Regions from separate parts of the Homo sapiens genome. Here region 1 is linked to region 2. The links are chromatin loops, found by intact Hi-C in ENCODE. Cell type or tissue: heart right ventricle. All regions are shown on one strand. Links, peaks and the distances in the headings refer to the core of each region. The heading gives the core; the rest is flanking DNA.

Region 1 (5,384 bases), core at 51-5,050, 280 kb before region 2:
GGTTTGAAAATGTGAGATGCCTGGGCCCCCACTCCCCAGAGATTGTTTTAATTAGTCTTTAATTAGTCTGGAGGAGGTACAGAGAGCTCACCATCAGGCTTGAGTTTTAAGCCCTCCCAGATGGTGCTAACGTGTGGCCAGTGTTGACAGCCACTGCAGTGGAGCCCACCAGGGTCTAATTTGCCAAAAGTCCTGCCTCGTTATTCAAGGCAGCTTCTCTGAAGGACCATGGTCAGGGATGGGACAAGATGAAATAAAGCCTTGTCACTTATTACCCTCCAGGGGGTCTGCAGGTTGCTGCCTGGTGCTCCCACTGCCTCCAAATTCCCCTCCAGGTGGCATAGGCACTGCTGGGGTCACCCTCTGTCGATGAAAAGACATATTCCAAGATAACTTGTGTTTGCCTGGTGAACTTGGTGGACCTCTCAATCAGTGAACTTTTTCTGAGCACACAGGATGTAGGGAGTAAAGTTGACATCAGACCCAGTTCTGGCCCTTCCTCAAAGAGTCTCTTGTCCAGCTGGAGAGATAAGCATATGACCCAGGGCTGACCTGTGAGCAATGGCCTGGGAATACAGGGGACGTTCAGGGAAGGGAATGGACAGAGTGTGCTGCACTGGAGACAGCAAGATCAGAGTCCTGACTGGCTTAAGTGAATATGGAAGAGGAAGGAGTGAGGGAGGGCATCCTGAAAAGGGCCCTTAGGAAAGCCTAAGGGCAAGAAAATGTGTAACTGTATGAGGAAAAGAAGATGGGAAAGATGGAGAGAGAAAAATGGTTTCGTGGTCCGTCCCCTTCCCACTAACCCTGCTGCCACCCCCTTAACTAAGGTCCCTGTCACCTAATCCCTGGGGTTTTGCATCTGCCGCCTCCTTCCTGTCTAACCCCTACAGCTAAGGAAGGGGAGTAGAGGGTGACACCCATTTGCTGGAGCATAATCCAAACTATCACCTATCACATCACAGTCAACCATCTTAAGAATTCCTCAGTATCGACTAACTTTTAGACCACGCACAAATGCCCCAACATGTTTCACAGGTGGTCTTTTTATAGTCGGTTTGTTTAAATCAGGATCCAAACAATGTCCACACATTGCACTCAGTGATCTGTCTCTTGTTTTTTTTCACCTAAAAGTTACTGCCCCACCTCACCCCCCTTTTTCCATGCCATTTCTTTTATGAAAAAGTGGAGTCATTTGTCATATAAAGTTGTTCAAGTAAATTAAAATGGGGGCCAAGCCTGAAGAATCCCTGCGGAGACAAAACCAGTTAGGCCTTATAAGTGACTCTAACCTTGCTTGATTTGCAAATATAAGCAAAATTTAACTTGGGCTATTTCTTGTAAATGCCTACATGAAAGAAAAACAAAACTGAAGCTCAACGAATCAGAAACAGCCAAAAACTTAACAATTGTTATGAGGGACTTTCCAGTGGGATAGACCAAACAAGGCAACTGTCCAACTAACCCATCAAACATTTTCTTGGCTTTACTTCCATGTGCCTGTGAAAGCCCCTCCCTTGGTGGAGCTGCCCAGAACCACTTCTGGTTTGAAGCTGCCTAATTCATGAATCATTATTTGCTCAAATAAACTCTAAAAATTTTATTGTGCCTCAGTTTACCTTTTTAACAGACTTTTCCTCATTCTGAGTTTGGCTCACTACATCCTTTTATGAGGTTTAATTAAAAAATAAAATAAAATAAAAACTTAGATAATCGGCCAGGCATGTTGGCTCACACTTGTAATCCCAGTACTTAGGAAGGCTGAGGCGGGCAGATTGCTTGAGCCCAAGAGTTTGAGACCAGCCTGGGCCATCTCTACCAAAAGAAATACAGAAGTTAGCAGGGCATGGTGGCACGTACTTGGTAGTCCCAGCTACTCAGAGGGACTGAGGTGGGAGGATCATCTGAGCCCAGGAAGTTGAGGCTGCAGTGAGCTGAGATCGCACCACTGCACTCCAGCCTGGGCAACAGTGAGACCTCGTCTCAAAAAAAAAAAAAAAAAACTTGGAAACTCACAGGCAGGGAGACCTACCTGAGACATATCTTTGAGAGGAATAGAATAAACAAAACATTAGCTTCGTTTTCTTATGCTGATCCTCAACTTGTAGTTTGAAGTAAGAGGATGCAGCTACGTCTGTTCCAAGCAGATTTTGGGAATGTTCCAGACTTTCAGAATGTGGCAAGAAGAGTAGTGAGTGAGAACAAAGGACACATCAGAGAGGAGGGAAATGACACTGAAGTTTGAACCAGCTCAGGAGAGGTGAAAAAAACTTACACGTGAAAGAGGATTTTCCAGTCACCCATCCCTCTGCAGCCTTTCCTGGGTAAAGTCAAAGCCTGGCACAGCCACAGCCAATGGCCTGCACTGCCCCCTGCAGGCAGAAATCCTTCAGCAGTGACGATGGACTTCCCCTAGTTCCCCGCACAGCTTTGCAGGGAGCAAGCCTGTCGTGGGAATGGTTTCCAGAACTCCTCCCCAGGCCACTCATCTGACACCCTCGCCTGCAGGTACAGGACCACCAGTTCTGTCGCCCTAGGAACGTGTCCCACTGTACCTGGCACCAGAAGTAAATGGGAATGGAGGGGAAAAAAGGCTTAGAATATACAGAGCCAGAAGTTAAATCTGTGAAAAAATCTTTAAGTCATCAAATATATACAATTAATTCCACAATCTGGAATTCTCACTGGCATTTAGTCAAAATGGAAGTTCTCGACTCTCAAGAATATATTCAAGAACACAGAGTATTCAGCTGTAAATGCAACAATTTTTTCTTTGTTGATGGGAATTGGGTGAAATATGATCTTTCAGATTTGCTGTTTGAAAAGTACAATCCTGTAGCAACACTACAAACAATGAGTAGTCAGTATCTGAAGTTGTATGGCTTCAGAATCACATACAACGATCAATAATAAAACAAAAGTTTATCAACTCAGAGAAAAGGTTGGCTTATCTTTTTAATTTTTTATATGAAAAATATTATAAAATTGCAATATATGAAGAGATGACTACAGCATATGAAGCCAAAAAAAAGAAAAAGAAAAACTGTAGGAAGATGAAAGTTCTTATAGAGATGTGTTAGGAAGTTATTTTGTAAAAAATACAATGTCATCGTTCTGGGTTTGGGGATGTTTGTGGTATTTGGCGCTTGTTCAGTTGGTGTTTTGTGTTTTCTTTTCATATTTTAAATAAATGTTCACTTTTACACCAAAAAAAGAAAACTTAAGTAGAAAAAATGGAAATTATAAAATAGACGAATTAAGGAGTGATAATTAGCTTTGCACAGTTTGATTTAACAAAAAAAAAATCTTTTAAGTAGAGAGCGTTCTCCTAGGACATTTTAATTATGACTTCATAGACTGTTACTGCTTGAAAAGAACTTCGAGGTGATCTTATGCACTTTATGTCTCAGACAGCCCAGGGAACTAGGGCTGAGAAAAAGAACCAAGTCCCAAAGTCCCGCTGTGAGTTACTAGCACAACCAAAATTAGAAGCTAGGCCCCTGCCTCCCGACCACACGCGCCTGCCTCCCAGGGCTGGTTTGCAGCCGGTAGAGACGAGCATGGGCTTTTCCCAGGGATTAGATCCATCGCTTACTCTGAAACACACACATTGACAAAAGCTTTTCTCCACCTCTGCGGCACAGCTCTGTAAAGCCGGGTGCTCCACACGGAGCAAACTGACAGGCAGGCTTTTCCTTCCCAGCGTTGTTCTTAATCCGTCCACCGCACCCTCCTTACAGGCAGGAAGCTGAACTTCCCAGCTTTCTCCCTGCTGCTCAAGAGGCTGCCGTGGGAGATGCTGCGGGTGCCCCCTGCTGGCCAAACGGAATATCACAGTATCACAGGCCTGGCCGCCCCTCCTTTTTAGATAGACATAGACAGATTAGATAGATTAGATAGATGATAGATAGATGATAGATAGATAGATAGATAGATAGGTAGATAGATAGATAGATATAGATAGATAGGATAGATATAGATAGATGAATGATAGATATTGATTGATTGATTGATTGATTGATTGATTTTGGGCCAGTCCCCAGTGGTTGAAGATCCTTAGGTAAGATAGGGGACTAAAATGGGACAACTCTCCACACTAGAGGGCAAAGGAAAGGTTCCATGAGAGTCGTGTTCATGCTCAATTGAGATTATGGCAATCAGGATTCCATCCACAAGATCTTGAAAGGACGAAGCTGAGGCTGTGCAGCCCAGAACAGTGCCTTGAAATTTCACGTGCATAGACATCACCTGGGAATCTGGTGAAAATCCAGATTCTGGTAAGCTAGGCCTAGGGGAGAGCCTAGGATCCTGCATTTCTAACAAGCCCCTAGGTGATGCTGCTGGTCCAAGCACAAGACTTGGAGTAGCAAGATTCTAGATGGAAGTGCGTGGACTTTGGAGTCAGACCAAATTGTGTGAACCTCAATTTTTCCACTTGCTAGCTGTGTGGTTCCAGACAAGGTCCTTAAATATACTGAACCTTGAATTCCACATATGAAAATGGGCATGATCCCACCTACCTCACTGCACTTTTGTGTGGACTGTATAGATAGCATATAAAGGTGCCTTGTGTGGTATCTGGCATGTAGTGGACATTCAGTAAGTGGTGACTGTCACCATCATATGGATTTTTCCCAATAGGTTCATGGCTTCAGCAACTCACTGCCAGTGGATACTAGATATGGATACTGATTTACACAAAAGTGTAAATCACAGCATCTCAAGCTTATGGATGTCATAGTTTCATTTATTAGTCCCTGGCTGCCAAGGTTGGACCCACCTTTAGCTACAAACCCAGAGGCTTACAGTCAGTTTAGAGCTGAATCCTTAGCAGCGGTTTCAGTCACCCCTGATGAATGCACGTCTTCTCTCACATCCAAACTAGAAAGACACAGAAGAAATAAGATTGATGCCTTGTCACCACACTGGAGGTGAGCTGTAATTCACATGTGTGCTGGGCAGACAATGAAACAAGACCTGCAGATAAATCATCTAAGAGCACATAGGGAAAGACTGGATGCTGTGGAGCCGGAGGGTCTGGGTTCATGCACTAGCATCAGTATTCTGTAACTGAGCAACCTCAACCAGTTTGGTAAGCTATTTGAGCCTCAGTTTCCTCATCTGTAAAGTGAGATGATGATGATAATACATCCAGATTAGACACAGAATGTGAAGTGCTTTGAAAATGATCATCCCCCTTCCCTTGGCTCCTCTTGTGTGAGAGAGCTTGGAATTTAAGATAAATGGAGAGCCTTTCTCTACTGTTAGCTCTGTATCCATGGATCCAGGAAGTTAGAGGCAGCAGATGTTACAGAAACGTCCATTTGTAAATAAAACAGAGTGCAATGTATTCCACAGTCAAAGAGTTTAGGTCCGTAGTGTTG
Region 2 (5,384 bases), core at 204-5,203:
ATTTATAATTGCACCAAAAATACTTAAGTATAAAAATCTAACAAAATATGTATAGGATCTACATGTGCAAAAGTACAAAATACTGATGAACTAAGTCAAAGATGGTTTAAATAAATGGAGACCTATTTCCGTCTCATGGATTAAAACAGTAACAAGCCAGGCACTGTGGCTTTTGGCTGTAATCCCAGCTACTCAGGAGTCTGAAGTGGGAGGATTACTTGAGGCCAGGAGTTCGAGACCAGCCTGGGTAACATAGTGAGACTCCGTATCTAAGAAATTGAAAAATTAGCTGGGTGTGGTGGCTCATGCCTGGAGTCCCAACTACTCGGGAGGCTGAGGCAGGAGAATCTGTTGAGCCCAGGAGTTTGAGGCTGCAGTGAGCTATGATCATACCGCTGCACTCCAGCTAGGGCAACAGAACAAGACCCTGTCTCTGAAAAAAGAAAGAAGGCCTGGTGCAATGGCTCATGCCTGTAATCCCAAACTTTTGGGAGGCCAAAGTGGGAGGATTGCTTGAAGCCAGGAATTGGAGACCAGGCTGTGAAACAATGTGAGACTCCATCTCTAAAAAATTGAAAAATTAGCCAGTCGTAGTTCCAACTACTCAGGAGGCTGAGGTGGGAGGATCACTTGAAGCCGAGAGTTTGAGGCTTCAGTCAACTATGATCGTACTACTGCACTCCAGCCTGGGCCTTGTATCAAAAAAAAAAAAAAAAAGGGAACAAAGAAAGACTCAATATTATTAAAATATTAATTATTCCCAACTTGAACTATAGATTCAATGCAATCCCAATCAGAATCCCAGAAAGCTATTTTGTAGATATCAACAAATAGATTCTAAAGTTTATATGAAAGGAAAAGACTTCAAATAACCAACACAACACTGAAGAAGAAAAAAGTTGAAGTAGTAATACCACCAATTTCTTTTTTTTTTCTTTTTTCTTTTTTTTTTTTTTGTTTTGAGGCAGAGTCTTGCTCTGTAGCCCAGGCTGGAGTGCAGTGGCGTGATCTCAGCTCACTGCAAGCTCCGCCTCCCAGGTTCACGCCATTCTCCTGCCTCAGCCTCCCATAATACCACCAATTTCAAGGATTACATGAAGCTATAGTAATCAAGACAGTGTGGTATTGGTTAAATAGATATATAGGTCACAAAAATATGGTCGACTGATCCTTGACAAATGCACAAAGGCCATTCACTGCAGAAAGGATGATCTTTTCTTTTCTTTCTTTCTTTTTTTTTTTTTTTTTGAGATGGAGTCTTGCTCTGTCACCCAGGCTGGAGTGCGGTGGCACGATCTCGGCTCACTGCAAACTCCGCCTCCCAGGTTGACGCCATTCTCCTGCCTCAGCCTCCTGAGTAGCTGGGACTACAGGCGCCTGCCACCACGCCCGGCTAATTTTTTGTATTTTTAGTAGAGATGGGGTTTCACCGTGTTAGCCAGGATGGTCTCGATCTCCTGACCTCCTGATCCGCCCGCCTCAGCCTCCCAAAGTGCTGGGATTACAGGCGTGAGCCACCACGCCCGGCCTGATCTTTTCAACAAATAGTGGTAAACAATTGGATGCACAGATGTAAAAAATGAACCTAAATACACACCTTGCACCTTTCACAAAAATTAACTCAAAATGAATATAGACCTAACCGTGAAACAATGTGGCTTCTCCCTGTGGCCCTTTATTTTCTTCATAGTACTTACCACACTCTGGACTTATTTTCATATAGTACTTCAAATTTATTTGTTCTATTGCTTATTATCTCTCTTTCCAGCTACTCTGTAAGCTCCAGAGGGATGGCTGTGTCTGGTAAGTGCTCAATACATAACCATTATTATTTTCAAGTTGCCCCTTGGTTTACTTAGACTATCTTAGCATAATTATTGAGAAATATGGAGGCCAAAGCAGGGGTGATTTACACAAGATTAAGTACTAAGTAAATCCCCATAAAAAGAAACACAAAAAGGAAACATTTCTACAGGTTATGGAAGATCTGATTGTCTAGGCTGACTCTTTGTATAAGCAGAAACATGGACCTGACCTCAGGATCCCTGCTGAAAGTCCTGCTGCAATTAATAACCATCCATTTCAAATGGTAGTTACCAGGGGCTGGGATGGGAGTGGAGGTTGGGAAGATGTTGGTCAATGGATATAAAATTTCAGTTAGATTGGAGAATAAATTCAGAGATTTGTTGTACAACGTGGTGACTAAAGTTAAAAACAATGTATTGTACACTTGAAAATGGTTAACATTTTTAGTGTGCATGCCACAAAAAATGATAAGTATGTTAGGTAATGCACATGTTAAACATATTGTACATTATATATATATATATACATATACGTATAGTTTTTATTTGTCAATTTAAAAAACAAGCAAAAGGCCAGGTGTAGTGGCTCACACCTGTAATCTCAGCACTTTGGGAGGCCGAGGTGAGTGGATCACCTGAGGTCAGGAGTTCGAGATCAGCCTGACTAACAAGGTGAAACCCCTTCTCTACTAAAAATACAAAAATTTGCCGGGCGTGGTGGCGGGTGCCTGTAATCTCAGCTACTCAGGAGGCTGAGGCAGGAGAATCACTTGAATCCAGGGGGTGGAGGTTCCAGTGAGCCGAGATCACGCCATTGCACTCCAGCCTGGGCAACAGAGTGAGAATCTGCCCCAAAACAAAAAAACAAAAACAAACAAAAAAAACTACCTATTTCAGATGAAAATTTGTGAAGTGCTGGTGCCACCACATGGCTGTGGGAGGAAAACCAGCTGGGGCTTTTGTTAATGCAGAGAAAAAAACAGTAGAGGTGGCAGGAAATTGTCCCTTAGCAGCGACAACTACAACTTTAAAATTACACAGGTCTAGCACAGCAACAACAATCATGACAGCAGCAGCAGCCAATGCTGATGCCATCGGGAGTCCCTGTGGTCCAGGCATGCTAATTCTATGTGCTCTATGTGAATTATCTCATTTAAGTGTCACAGGGAGTAGTGGAAGTTGGAGATGGATGTTCATGGGTGGGAGAACCAGAGACTGACTTCCTGAGTTTGAGATGCGTGATGAAGGTCTATGCCTGGAAGGAAAGTCAGAAGCATTTAGCTAATGACTGTTATATTCGTGATCATAATATAGCCATGAGCAATGGTAATGGTAATTACAATAATGAACCCGAGGGCAATTTTATGACAAGAGAACAGTTTCAATAGGTTCTCCTTCCTGCATTTGAGTAGAGTAATAGTTTATTTAGAATTATATTCAGTTAGATAATCAGATAAACCGAAGAATGTGGTAGTGTCTCTCATTTCCCTCCAGGAGACTGACTTTCCCATCAAATTGTAGATACAGAAGCTGCAAATGTGAGCCTCACAAATACCAGCAGGTTTAAGAGACCAAGGAGAGAAAAAAAAAAAGAAACACAAAAGTGTTACTTTTAATACATTTACTCTGCCCAGCATATGAATGCAACCCCAAGATTTGCAGTCACCTAACAATCTCAACAACCAGAGAGGTCAATTTTCCTCCTAGAGTGAGGACAGGTAGAGAAAATAACCAGAGAGTTCCCTCCATTACTCTTCCATCCTGGAGGCTGGCAAGGAAGAATCCTGTTGAAACACAAAAACTATTAGATGGGACTCTAGCACACCATGTTAACAGTCACGATGAAAGCCAGAGTGACAAATATACATTTCCTACTTTTGAAAATGAAGAAGTTGAGCTGTCCAGATTCATATTGATAAGTTTTGCTTAAAAAATTAATTTTTCCCAAATGAAAAAACATATTTTTATTTTATATGGGATTCATGATCTTTATAAAAAATTTTATGATACAGAAAAGCATGACAAAATACAAATTCAATAGTAATCCTGTCCTCAAATGACCATCTTTCCAGATAGTTCTCTGTGGATAGACACACCAGTACACACAAACACACACCCTGATATTATAAATTTGTATCTTTCTACATTATTGCTTTTAATGGATACATAATGGCCATAGTGGAACATTTCCATGATGAATCCCAGTAATGTCGTTTGTTCTATCTACCTACCTATCTGATTTGTGTAAGAAATTAAGCGCAGACATACCTCATTGTATTGTGTTTTGCTTTGCTCTGTTTTGCAGATACTGCATTTTGTTTAAATATTAAAGGTCTGGCCGGGCACAGTGGCTCATGCCCGTAATCCTAGCAATTTGGGAGGCTGAGGCAGGCGGATTGTCTGAGCTCAGGAGTTCAAGACCAGCCTGGCCAACATGGTGAAACCTTGTCTCTACTAAAAATACAAAAAATTAGCCAGGCGTGATGGTGCATGCCTGTAATCCCAGCTACTCGGGAGGCTGAGGCACGAGAATTGCTTGAACCCAGAGGTGGAGGTTGCAGTGAGCCGAGATCATGCCACTGTACTCCAGCCTGGGCAACACAGCAAGACTCTGTCTCAAAAAAAAAAAAAAATTAGCAGGGTGTGGTAGCGCATGCCTGTAATCCCAGCTACTAGGGAGGCTGAGGCAACAGAATCACTTGAACTTGGCAGGCAGAGGTTGCAGTGAGCTGAGATAGCACCACTGCATTCCAGCCTGGGCGACAGAGTGAGACTCCACCTCAATAAAATAAATAAATAAATAAATAAATAAATAAATAAATAAATAAATATTAAGGTCTGTGGCAACCCTGTGTTGTGCAAATCTATGGGTGCCATTTTTTTCCAACAGCATGTGCCCACTTTGTGTCTCTGTGTTATATTTTGATAATTCCCACAATATTTCAGACTCGTTCATTATTATTATATCTGTTATAGGAATCTACAATCAGTGATCTCTGATGTTACTTTGTAATTATCTACAATTACACCCATATAAGATGGTGAACTCAACCAATAAATACTGTGTGTGTGACGGTGAACTCAATCAACAAATACTGTGTATGTTCTGACTGCTCCACCAACACACCATTCCTTCATCTCTCTCCCTCTCCTCATGCCTTCCTATTCCCCAAGACACAACAATATTGAAATTAGGCCAATTAATAACTGTACAATGGCCTCTAAATGTTCAAGTGAAAAGAAGAGTCACGTGTTTCTCACTTTAAGTCAAGAGCTAGTTATGGGCTGGGCATGGTGACTCACGCTTGTAATCCCAGCACTTTGGGAGGCCAAGGCAGGCAGATCACTTGAGGCCAGGAGTTCGAGACTAGCCTGACCAACATGGTGAAACCCTGTGGCTACTAAACATATAAAAATTAGCTGGACGTGGTGGTGCCTGTAGTCCCAGCTACTCAGGAGGCTGAGGCACAAGAATTGCTTGCTTGAACCTGGGAGGTGGAGGTTGCAGTGAGCTGAGATCACCCCACTGCACTCTAGCCTGGGCCACAGAGCGAGACCCTGTCTCAAAAAAAAAAAAAA

Evidence for each region. Peaks named below come from ENCODE experiments on the same cell type or tissue, not always from the same donor. Only the 100,000 strongest peaks of a DNase experiment are listed, where the experiment ranks them.
Region 1: it touches region 2 in a loop (2.8-fold over the local background); 16 of 110 quality-filtered maps call a loop at or near these places.

What each region holds. Positions count from the first base shown.
Region 1 is chr10:80,661,260-80,666,643 of GRCh38, reverse strand. No RefSeq gene overlaps it. Among named protein-coding and RNA genes, the nearest start is that of LINC02655, 14 kb to the right of the region's middle. In heart right ventricle, for the core only: CTCF peaks have their summits at 2,378 (motif pointing left) and 3,811 (motif pointing left); DNase peaks (open chromatin) are centred at 2,393 and 3,783; H3K4me3 peaks cover 518 bases; H3K27ac peaks cover 841 bases.
Region 2 is chr10:80,380,575-80,385,958 of GRCh38, reverse strand. No RefSeq gene overlaps it. Among named protein-coding and RNA genes, the nearest start is that of PRXL2A, 25 kb to the left of the region's middle. In heart right ventricle, for the core only: a CTCF peak has its summit at 2,732; a DNase peak (open chromatin) is centred at 2,798.